Linked DNA regions of Mus musculus: region 2 is linked to region 1. Evidence: chromatin contacts called from ENCODE Hi-C data. All regions are on one chromosome and are shown on one strand. The core of a region is the stretch at or near the end of the contact, and the rest is flanking DNA. Distances in the headings are between cores, read along the strand shown. Region 1 holds the start of Pum3 (pumilio RNA-binding family member 3). Region 2 holds the start of Cstf2t (cleavage stimulation factor, 3' pre-RNA subunit 2, tau).

Region 1 (5,719 bases), core at 132-2,631:
AATAAGACAGTGTAATGAAACTTATGAAAATAACACTAGTATAACACAGGGTTTATTTGGAAATCAATTTTCTCATTCCTGTCCTCTTCCTATTCCAAGATACAGTTAATGTAGCCACCTCATGTCCTTTTTTCCAGGTTATGTCCCCTTTGGGAGTTTAAGATTTTCATTATTAGACTGAGGTTATGCTTGGGCCAGGGGAAGGGGTGGCACATGACAGCAAAGAAGTGCTGCTCTCACAGTGACAAAGCTATGCGGCAGTCATGATGATGTTAACCCTGGTCACTTAAAGCACTGTTCACCAAGTTACTAAGCAATCAAATTAACGGCTAATCCAAGAGCAAGACAAGCAAATTAGGTATTCTAGACTGTGCAGCCTTGGGACCCTGAGATAACGTCCTACACAGACCTGAGTCCTCAACACTTCTTGATTATGTATATAACTGGCGTCTTATGCTTAATGTCTGAGACACAATCCTCTGCATTCCACTACAAATTACTATCTTTCTCTCCCTGTCTATTCCTGCTGTATTCAACGGGGACCATCTACTCCACTTCGCAGAGAGAAAACTGGAGCACGGCTCCTGATGTTCACTTCTTTGGTAGTCATCGTGTACCCAACAGTAAGTTATCCTGCAGTCTCCTTAAAGATACCTCTGTCTCTACTACCAACACTCAATGCAAATCATCAAAAATCTCCTTAAGAGAGTCAAGACCTACCATGAGCCTCCCGATCTTTTCTAATAATCCTTCATTATTTTATATGCCTAGGAACACAAAGCAAAATACTTCCCACTACACAAAAATAAAGAGACTCGACACCAAGGCTCCACAGTTCTACCTTCCTCTTTGTCCAGTCCGCGCCTTACTCCTGACTTCCACCTCCGGGACATCCCACTGCCTCTGTTTAAAATACTCTTGCCTCCCATCATGCTTGGCTTATGGATCGCTTCAGTTTTCCCTGCACTGCTCCTATGCACAACGTCTGACACGGGACGAGTGGGCTGACTGTGACTCGCACAGGCCGGAGTTTGACAGCGAAACTTGTTCCTTTAGCTCTACAATAATCAAGTTAACAGAGAGGGCTTAACCCCTGCCCTCGCCAGGGTTCCTCCAACTCCGGGCCAGAGAAGCGGCCAGGTAGACCGTCCCGGAGATGGAGCTGAAGACGCCGCTCGCCCACCACCCCGCAGAGCTCCCCGCTCCCGAGCGGCCGGCGGACACTCGCCCCACACTTCCCGCACCAAACTCTCCACAACACTCACCGCACACGTGGGGCAGAAACTCGCAGAGTTCCGCCACCACCCCCCGCCGCTTCCGCTTCCGCTTCCGCGTTCTGCCCCGCCCCGGATCCGCTGATTGTAGCGTTACGTCCTGGTACTGGGGTCAAGGGGTGGAGCTTAGGAAACACGAAATCCGTAGTTCCTGTTGGTCCATTTTCGCCACACCTCTCGTCTGAGAGGGCTGCATGAGTTTTGGCCCTCGAAGGGATCCGTCCCGTGGAAGACGAGTCCGTGGCTTGGGAAAGTGACGCTTGAGCCTGCAGATTTCTGGGAACGACGCGGGTTCTCGCGAGGGCCACCCAGGTCCTGAAGGAGTTAAAAGACAGCGAAGTCTGCAAGCTGGGTTAGCGTTGGGACAGCTCGCTCGTTAGTGTCTGTTTGCGTCGTTAGTCTAGCCTGGAGGGTAAAAGCTGTACCGGAGTCTCTTCTGTTGTAATCGTGTTTGCCAACACCCATGTCTCCCTTATTTCCCACCCTAGCTGCGAATCTCCGGATAAATTAGATCCCTCGGGAACCATAAGTGTAAAGAACGGAGCACAGTCAAATATTGTGAAAAGCTCTTTCCATAAATGTGTGTGTGGCGTTTTTAATGTAGGCCCGTTCTTGGGCATGCATTTTTTCCCCCACGGTTCCACTTTAGGATATATATTTAAGGTATTACTCCATTTTAGCGAGGAAGCAATAGAAACAAACTTGGTCTTGGGGGCTGCAGAGATGGCTAAGCTGTTTTCTGCTCTTGGAGAGGACTTGGGTTCATTTCCCAGCACCTACATGGCGGCAGTTCCAGGGGATCCCACGTCGCGCCAAACAACAGAACCTTACTGCCTAACTGTTCTGAAATGCAGATGTTAGTTGGTTGAGCAGGGGGCCCTTTTTGAAGCCCCAAGGAGTGAGTGGACGTCCCATGTATCTTCAGCATCTGGTGCTTCAGACGTTCCTTGGCTTATACCTGACTCCTGCCCCTGCCTTTCATTCTCTTCCGTCTTTGTTGTGAGAACACTTGTCAGTTTGTTAAGATAGCTTGCAAATAAGCTTAGAGACTATAATTCCCTGTGGACACTGTCTCTTGTGTCGCTGGTAACACATCTTTAAGTGTTACGGCTCTGTTAGGGGAAGGCTTCAGCTGCTGGGAAAGTTTCCCTGATGCAGGTGTTACAGCTTTGCTCTGGCTCATAGAAAATTTTCCCTGTGACAGTTCTGCTCCAAAAGGTATCCTGGCAGTCAGGAGCCAAGGAATACCACAAAGTCTTGCTGCACAACTAAGCTCAGGCAAGGGATTAATTTGGAGGGAAAAGCTAAGGAGGGTGGTTGCCCTGCTTGGAAGAGAAGCAACAGAGAACTGGGCAGAATTGGGGGATGGGGAAATATATCAGGATTCTGGGGTGGGGGGTTACTTTCCAGGGTGGTCTGGGATTTTATTTTACTTTTTTCTTGTACGGCGAGACCTGGGCTGGGAATGGCTATTACAGCCTTTAAAAGATGACCATTAGGGAAGTCAAGGGCACATGTGTGTGTGGGGGGGGGGGTCTGGCTATTTCCTGCCTTGAAGCACTAGAAAGGCAGTTACAGCTGTTTTAGCCTTTACACCCTTGCTAGAGCTCCTGAGGCCAAGACCTAGCCACTTTTGTGCCTTGAGGATTTACAACGGCTACTAAGTATACAAAATTTACAAAGGGAGGTCATGGCAGAAAAGCCTGTTGCTTGAGTTGGTGTAAATGGCCAGCAATACCTATTTGAAGAAAGTGGAAAATACCACAGTTGATCCTTTTTAGAAGTACCATGTGAAGGATGTATTATAACTTCCCCTCAATATTTAATATTATACAGTTACAAGAGGCTTATGAAAGCAAATTCCATAGATATTCCATGAAGGAACGGAGTTGCAGGGCTCTATTGTGACCAATCAAGGAAAGGTTATAAATATCCTGATAAAGTCTGGCTATATTATTTTGTTTCACTTTAATTTTAAAAAGATCTTCAGGTTTTGTTTGGTTGTTGTTGTTGTTGATGATGATGATGAAAAAAATAGACCCAAGTTGTACCTCTGTTGCTGGGTATGACTTAGAACACATATATTCTAAACTGATCAGAAAATAAAATTACAAAAACATATCAGACCCTCCAGTTAATCCAGATCTGCCTGTCAAGCATCTGGACAGGAAATGTTCTGGAAACCTTAACGAAATATAATAAACTTAAAAGCATGTTAAGATGGGAGCATGCTTGTCTCCTCAGTGAGCCATGCACTTATGAATATCCCCGAAGCTTCTCTCACAAGGCAGTCGCTTACAGATGCTCTCTGCTCTGAGACCCTGCTTTCGGAATTACAGCTGACTCCAACTCTTCCACCTCCCTTTTTATATCTCCCTGCTCTGGATAACAGCCCGATCCCAAACTGGATTGCCTTCACTCCCTGGACAGTTGTTTTCTCTGAAGATCCCTCCCCGACTGGCCATGCACTAGGCTACATGTTACTGATCCTGCCTACTTTCTTGACTAATAATTTGAAAAACTTAGCTTTCTTCTTACCCAGTGCTCTCTTCCTGGAAGCTGTCAAGAGCTCTAGCTTGCTGACCCTTTTTGTTTTCTCAAACACACACAACATACACCACACACACACACACATTGCTGTTAAGATAGCTCAGCAAGTGAAGGTGCTTGCCCCAGGCCTGAAGACAGACATGAATTTAATCCCTGGAGCCCAACTTATCCTCTGACTTCCATACATGTACCATTGTAAATACACACACAATATGATTTTTTAAAAGCACCCTTAAAAATCAATAAAAGCAAACTCCAATAAAATTGTCCTTGAGTTTTTCTCTTTTGAGTCTGATTTTCAATTCTTTTTATCTACAAGACCAAGAGCCTACAAAAAGAACTCAGCTTGTTTTAAGATCCAACAGGATAATATCTCCAGTTCCTAATTATACCTGGAAAGACCTTTTTATCCAAATACAGCCATATTTACATATTCTGTGGATTAAAGTCTGGAAATCTTTGGCAGAGACCACCAACTACATCTGGAAAAGATGAACTTCGTACTTGGTCCCTGGTGTACTGCGTGGTGGTTTGAATGAGAATGGTCCTTATAAGCTCGTATATTTGAATACTTAGTCACAAAGAAGTGAAACTGAAAAAGACTAGGAGTTGTGCCCTTGCTGGAGTAGGTATGACTTTGTTGGAAGAAGTGTATGTGTCACTGAGGGATGGGCCTGGAGGTTTCAAAGCCCAAGCTAGGCCCACTCTCTCTCCTTTTCTTTGCCTGAGAATCAGGATGTAGCTCCCAGCTACTTATCTAGCCGTGAGTGCTGCCATGCTTCTAAGGTGTTCCCACCAAGATGATAAAGGACTAAATGTCTGAAACTGCATGCAGGCCCCAATTAAATGCTTTTGTTTCTAATAGTCACCTTGGTCGTGGTGTATCCTCACAGCATGTGTCTTCACAGTAACTAAGACACTGACCTTAAGATTGTCTTATCTTCCAACTCACTCAGTGTTTTCTCTTTGAGACATTCAGCTTGAGAAGGGTAATATACATAAGACAGTGCGGTTTGCTAGGTTAGAAGCCACACTTAGTTCTCAGGTACCCATACCACTGCTCGGCACACAGATTTCATAAATACTTGTCTGCCTTTATTGTGACAAATATATTTACTACTCCTATCCCTGAGTGTGTGTAGGACATGACAGGAGACTGATGGGATGGGAGCTTTGGAGGGAGAGGGGAACAAAATATATTTGTGACATGAAAACAAAGAATTGATATTTGAAGGGAGAAAGGAGAAAGTGGAGGGGAGGTGGGGTGGGAAGAACACTGAGGGGACATATAAGAACAAAGTATAAATATATACACATATGTATATTAAAATTTCACAATGAAACCAGTTAGTTTAAATAGGAATTATGAAGGTGATTTATTTTTCTCAGAACCGAGGTCATCTGGTTCTCAGACTCTTGAGCACCCAGGCACTGCTGGGAGCCGTGGAAGAGCTGAGAGTGGGGTATGGGCCCGCAGGGGATACACTAGCTTTGGTTACAAGAGTCAGATTACAAATTCAATGGGATGTCTCTGTACTGCTTTTTTTAAAACTGGAATTTGAGCCGGGCGTGGTGGCGCACACCTTTAATCTCAGCACTCGGGAGGCAGAGGCAGGCAGATTTCTGAGTTCGAGGCCAGCCTGGTTTACAGAGTGAGTTCCAGGACAGCCGGAGCTATACAGAGAAACCCTGTCTCGAAAAACCAAACAAACAAACAAACAAACAAACAAACTGGAATTTATTAATTTGACAAATGCCGAAGAAAAGAGAATAAGGATCAAGAATTCAAGGCCCAGAAGAGCCTGGTTTTCAGTGTCTATTGAGCACTTAAGAAACTCCTGACAAGTAAATGCCCCCCAGAAGGAAAAGAACTACAGAATACCCCTGTCTGAGTT
Region 2 (5,313 bases), core at 1,541-4,040, 3.7 Mb after region 1:
AAAGTCACAATTCTACTAAGAGGCAAAAGATTTACTATCAACAGAAAGGTCCGGATGACGAACTACTTGAATCCAAGGGAAAATTGAATTATTTTTAAGCTACAGGAAGGGGGAGGGACTAGAAAAAAACTTTGTGGAGTGTTTCGCTTATTCCTTAAGAGACCAAGACAAATAAAAAATGTCCCTGGGGATTATAATTTAGTAGTAGACTTGAGGTCCTCAAGTTAATTCTCAGAAGGGTAAAACTTTTCAAAATATCTTAAGAATATGTCTAGATTTGATATGCTTTATCTATAGTGAACTCTTTTAAAGTGTATCTTATTTATTTATGTTTTGAGGGCCTCACAGAGTATCTACAACGAGCTTGAAACTAGATATGTAAACCAAGCTGTCCTGGAAGTGTCTCAAATACTCAGATTAAAGGTGTGATCCACCATACCCAGTTTATGGTGAATTTTATTTTATTTAGTGTTTTAATATACTTTACAGACTCACAAAGACTACAGTATTTACAATTTTGTGTAGAATTTCATCTCTGAAAATAGCTAAAAGGAGAGGGGAGGTTTTACATATATCCCGGGTTTGCCTACAACTCAGTATATAGTCCATGCTATCCTTGAGCTCAAAATGAGCCTGAGCCTGTCTTAGGCTTTCCAGACTTGTGTGACCACCCCTGCTGTAAATACCACATTTGCCAAATATGTCAGAGATTTGGGTGGTTTTGTTGGTTAGTCTTGTTTGTTGAAAACACGTACATTTTTAGTCAAGGCAGTTAGTTTTTTTTTTTAAGATTTATTTATTTATTATATGTAAGTGTAGCTGTCTTCAGACACTCCAGAAGATGGAGTCAGATCTCATTATGGATGGTTGTGAGCCACCATGTGGTTGCTGGGATTTGAACTCTGGACCTTCAGAAGAGCAGTCGGGTGCTCCTTACCTACTGAGCCATCTTACCAGCCTGGCAGTTAGTTTTTAATTTGACTGATAGATGCTCAAAGTAATTCAGAGTAAATATTAAACACCATTTCTTTTCTTTCTTTCTTCTCTTCCTTCTTTCTTTCTTTCTTTCTTCTTTCTTTCCTTCCTTCCTTTTTTTTTTTTTTGTCTTTTGGGTTTTTTTGTTTGTTTGTTTGTTTTGTTTTGTTTTGTTTTTTGAGACAGGGTTTCTCTGTGTAGCCCTGGCTGTCCTGGAACTCACTCTGTAGACCAGGCTGGCCTTGAACTCAGAAACCCGCCTGCCTCTGCCTCCCGAGTGCTGGGATTAAAGGCGTGCGCCACCACCGCCCGGCTTAAACACCATTTCTACAAGGGACTAAGCTGATAGTATTTAACAGACACAAGTGTTAAAGTGTTGAGTGTCTCTCAGTGTGCCATCACCAGCTTGGAACTAGACATAAAGAGCTCCGGGATGTCCTGGAAGTATCCCAAGTGCTAGGATTAAAGATGAGCCGCCATGCCTAATTTATGGTGAATGTTTTATTTAATGTTTTAAAACCTTTAAGTATCTCATAGGCCCCACGTGTTGCTTTGTTTGTTGGTTACTGTGTTTTCTTTGACCATCAGGTAAAGATAAGGCTTGTGGTGCTTGCCTCTAATCCCAGCATACACTGGGAGAAGCAGGAGGATTGCAAATTTGAAGACAGCTTAAACTACATACACAGTGAATTTTTCAGGCCAACCTGGGCTGTAGAAGGGCCCTGTATTAAAATAACAAAATTTGTTTTAGTATACCTGATAACTTAATTTATTGAATTAATTGACAACTGAATGTAAAAATATACCATCTACATTAACATAACACATATCTGGGTGTAGTGGCCCACTCCTTTAAGCCCAGCACTTGGAAGGCAGAGGTAGGTGGATCTCTTGAGTTCAACGCCAGCCTCATCTACAGACTAAGTTCTAGGGCAGCCAGGGCTACACAGACAAACTCTGTCTCAAAAAACAAAAACAAAACCAAGAACAAAACAAAATATAAACCATGATATTTTTTGAATTTTTTTCCAAGTTAAAACAGTGAAAATTATGTTTGGTCATTTAAAATAAAATGGCAGTATTTAAAGTACAAAACTGGCAAGAGAAGTGGGCGGTGGTGGTGCACACCTTTAAGCCCAGCGGAGGATTCTGGGAGCTGGAGGTCAGCCTGCGCTCCAGGATAGGACTACATAGAGACCTTGTCTCTAAATAATAAATAAAATCACAACTACTTATATGTGTACAATAAAAGTTTAGTCGATTAATCCAGACTCTGCAGTCATACTTTTTAGTTAATTCCACTTTAGCATTGATGTCAATTAAAATTTGTAAGGGGAGAGAGAAATGATCACACAACAACCTGCGCACACAGAAGATACCAGGGAAGACCCTGGACTTGGTAACAGTTTGAACAAGCCATAGCTTGGGGGCGGGGCTGCGGCTGACAGAAGCGCTATTTTATCTTTGCGATAATTATGTTTAATGTTGTTAAGCTATTTTAAGGGATAAATAACAATATTTTTACCTCATAATATTGGATATAATTTTAAATATTTCTATTATCCTACACTAAACGAAAGCTGTGAAAACACATTAAGCCTTAAATCAGCTTCCGGCTTGCGGTTTCCCGCCGGTGGAACGCAATGAAAACAGCCCCGAGTGTGTGGAAACACAGACGCTGCCGGTTACCCCATGGAAGCCCGATCGGCCATTTTTAATGAGGTCAGTCGTAGTGCATCCTGTGCCCGCAGGAAGCGGGGGCGGGACGCCGGGAAAACTCGACCAATAGGACCATGGAACGGAATCCTGTTGTCAGTAAGTAGGCGCGGACAACCGAGCTCACGGCCCGGGGCGGAAGGCGTTAGATAAATTAGTCCGGTCTCAGGAAGCAGTGTCTGCGGCCTAACGGAACTACAGATTCCTAACAGAAAGGTTTCTGTCCGGAGCTTGCTATCTGCTTCCGTTACAGAGCGGAAGTGTGGTTCGCCAGAGGACGACCCTTAGACGAATTCAATCTCCGCTGTCCTCTCGGCAGCAATCATGTCGAGTTTGGCGGTCAGAGACCCAGCCATGGATCGATCGCTGCGTTCGGTGTTCGTGGGGAACATTCCGTATGAGGCGACGGAGGAGCAGTTAAAGGACATTTTCTCAGAGGTTGGTTCAGTTGTCAGTTTCCGTCTCGTCTACGATAGAGAGACTGGGAAGCCCAAGGGTTATGGCTTCTGCGAGTACCAAGACCAGGAGACTGCGCTCAGTGCCATGCGAAACCTCAATGGGCGAGAGTTTAGTGGGAGAGCGCTTCGGGTGGACAATGCCGCCAGCGAAAAGAACAAGGAGGAGTTAAAGAGCTTAGGCCCGGCGGCCCCCATCATTGACTCCCCCTATGGGGACCCTATCGACCCAGAAGATGCTCCAGAATCGATTACTAGAGCAGTCGCCAGCTTGCCCCCAGAGCAGATGTTTGAGCTCATGAAGCAGATGAAGTTGTGTGTCCAGAACAGTCACCAGGAAGCTCGAAACATGCTACTTCAGAACCCACAGTTGGCGTATGCTTTGCTGCAGGCACAAGTGGTGATGAGAATCATGGATCCAGAGATTGCACTGAAAATTTTGCATCGTAAGATACATGTCACACCACTGATCCCAGGCAAATCTCAGCCGGTCTCTGGGCCTGGCCCTGGTGGGCCTGGGCCTAGTGGGCCTGGCGGCCCTGGCCCCGGCCCTGCCCCTGGCCTCTGCCCGGGACCTAACGTCATGTTGAACCAACAGAATCCTCCTGCCCCTCAGCCTCAGCATCTGCCAAGAAGACCTGTGAAGGACATTCCACCTCTGATGCAGACCTCTATCCAGGGAGGAATTCCAGCTCCGGGGCCAATACCAGCTGCAGTTCCTGGACCTGGACCTGGTTCCTTAACTCCAGGAGGAGCAATGCAGCCACAAGTTGGCATGCCAGTGGTTGGTCCAGTGCCCCTGGAGCGAGGACAGATGCAGATATCAGATCCTAGACCTCCGATGCCTCGTGGACCCATGCCTTCTGGTGGCATACCTCCTCGAGGACTACTGGGAGATGCTCCAAATGACCCACGTGGAGGGACTTTGCTCTCAGTGACTGGAGAAGTAGAGCCCAGGGGCTATATGGGACCACCCCATCAGGGTCCTCCAATGCATCATGGTCATGACAACCGTGGCCCTGCCTCACATGATATGAGAGGAGGACCATTGGCAGCAGATCCCAGAATGCTAATTGGAGAGCCCAGAGGTCCCATGATAGATCAGAGAGGTCTACCTATGGATGGTAGAGGAGGTAGAGAATCTCGAGGGATGGAGACTCGGCCCATGGAAACTGAGGTCTTGGAGCCACGAGGAATGGAGAGAAGGATGGAGACCTGCGCGATGGAAACCAGAGGCATGGATGCAAGAGGACTAGAGATGAGGGGCCCTGGCCCTAGTTCCAGAGGTCCGATGACTGGTGGAATCCAGGGTCCTGGCCCTATTAATATGGGGGCAGGTGGCCCTCAGGGACCTAGACAGGTTCCAAATATTGCAGGAGTGGGAAATCCTGGAGGTACCATGCAGGGGGCAGGTATACAAGGAGGAGGGATGCAGGGAGCAGGTATGCAAGGAGGAGGGATGCAAGGAGCAGGCATGCAAGGAGGAGGGATGCAGGGAGCTGGCATGCAAGCAGGGATGCAGGGAGCTAGCATGCAAGGAGGGATGCAGGGAGCTGGCATGCAAGGAGCCAGTAAGCAAGGTGGAGGCCAGCCTAGCAGTTTTAGCCCTGGGCAAAGCCAGGTAACTCCACAAGATCAAGAAAAAGCAGCTTTGATCATGCAGGTTCTCCAGCTGACTGCGGATCAGATTGCCATGCTGCCTCCCGAACAAAGGCAGAGCATTTTGATTTTAAAGGAACAAATCCAGAAATCCACTGGGGCTTCTTGAATGGTTTTCAACTAAGAAGCACTTAGTTACTCCTTCAGAGTTTATTCTGTGGCATGAAGTGGTGCAAAAAGCTGTCTTCTGTGTTCGCACACTTTAACCATTTAAGGTTTCCTTCTCCCTAGATCTTAATCTTTCTTCTAGTCCTGTCACTTTCTGCTTCCCTTTTAGCTTTTTGATGGAGGTTATGGAGTGGAAGGAGTGGGCCTGTTCACTTTGTCACTGTTACTCTACCACGTACCCTGAAAATAACTACATCATCCACCAAGTAAGGCTATGAGGAAGATGCAGGAGGAATAACATGTCTGCACTTTGTTAACTGCGTCTTTAAAAATCCCGAGTAAGCTGGGAACTACATAAAAATTGAAAGTGACTTGTTACAGTATTGATATACTAAGATGG

The links. A loop is a pair of places that touch in the nucleus more often than their neighbours do.
Region 2: a loop to region 1 is called in a map of heart, with 7 times the contacts of the local background. The contact joins the promoter of Cstf2t here to the promoter of Pum3 in region 1. A Hi-C loop is called at or near these places in 2 of 37 maps with a recorded cell type or tissue (gastrocnemius and heart).

Annotation. Positions count from the first base shown.
Region 1 is chr19:27,428,527-27,434,245 of GRCm38, forward strand. Pum3 (pumilio RNA-binding family member 3) reads right to left here and starts at 1,382. Exons shown (of 18, transcript NM_177474.5): 1 at 1,266-1,382. C030016D13Rik (RIKEN cDNA C030016D13 gene) reads left to right here and starts at 1,511. Exons shown (of 1, transcript NR_027987.1): 1 at 1,511-4,105.
Region 2 is chr19:31,080,051-31,085,363 of GRCm38, forward strand. Cstf2t (cleavage stimulation factor, 3' pre-RNA subunit 2, tau) reads left to right here and starts at 2,791. Exons shown (of 1, transcript NM_031249.2): 1 at 2,791-5,313. The coding sequence starts at 3,016. The coding sequence ends at 4,914. All of the region lies in intron 3 of Prkg1 (protein kinase, cGMP-dependent, type I), which reads right to left.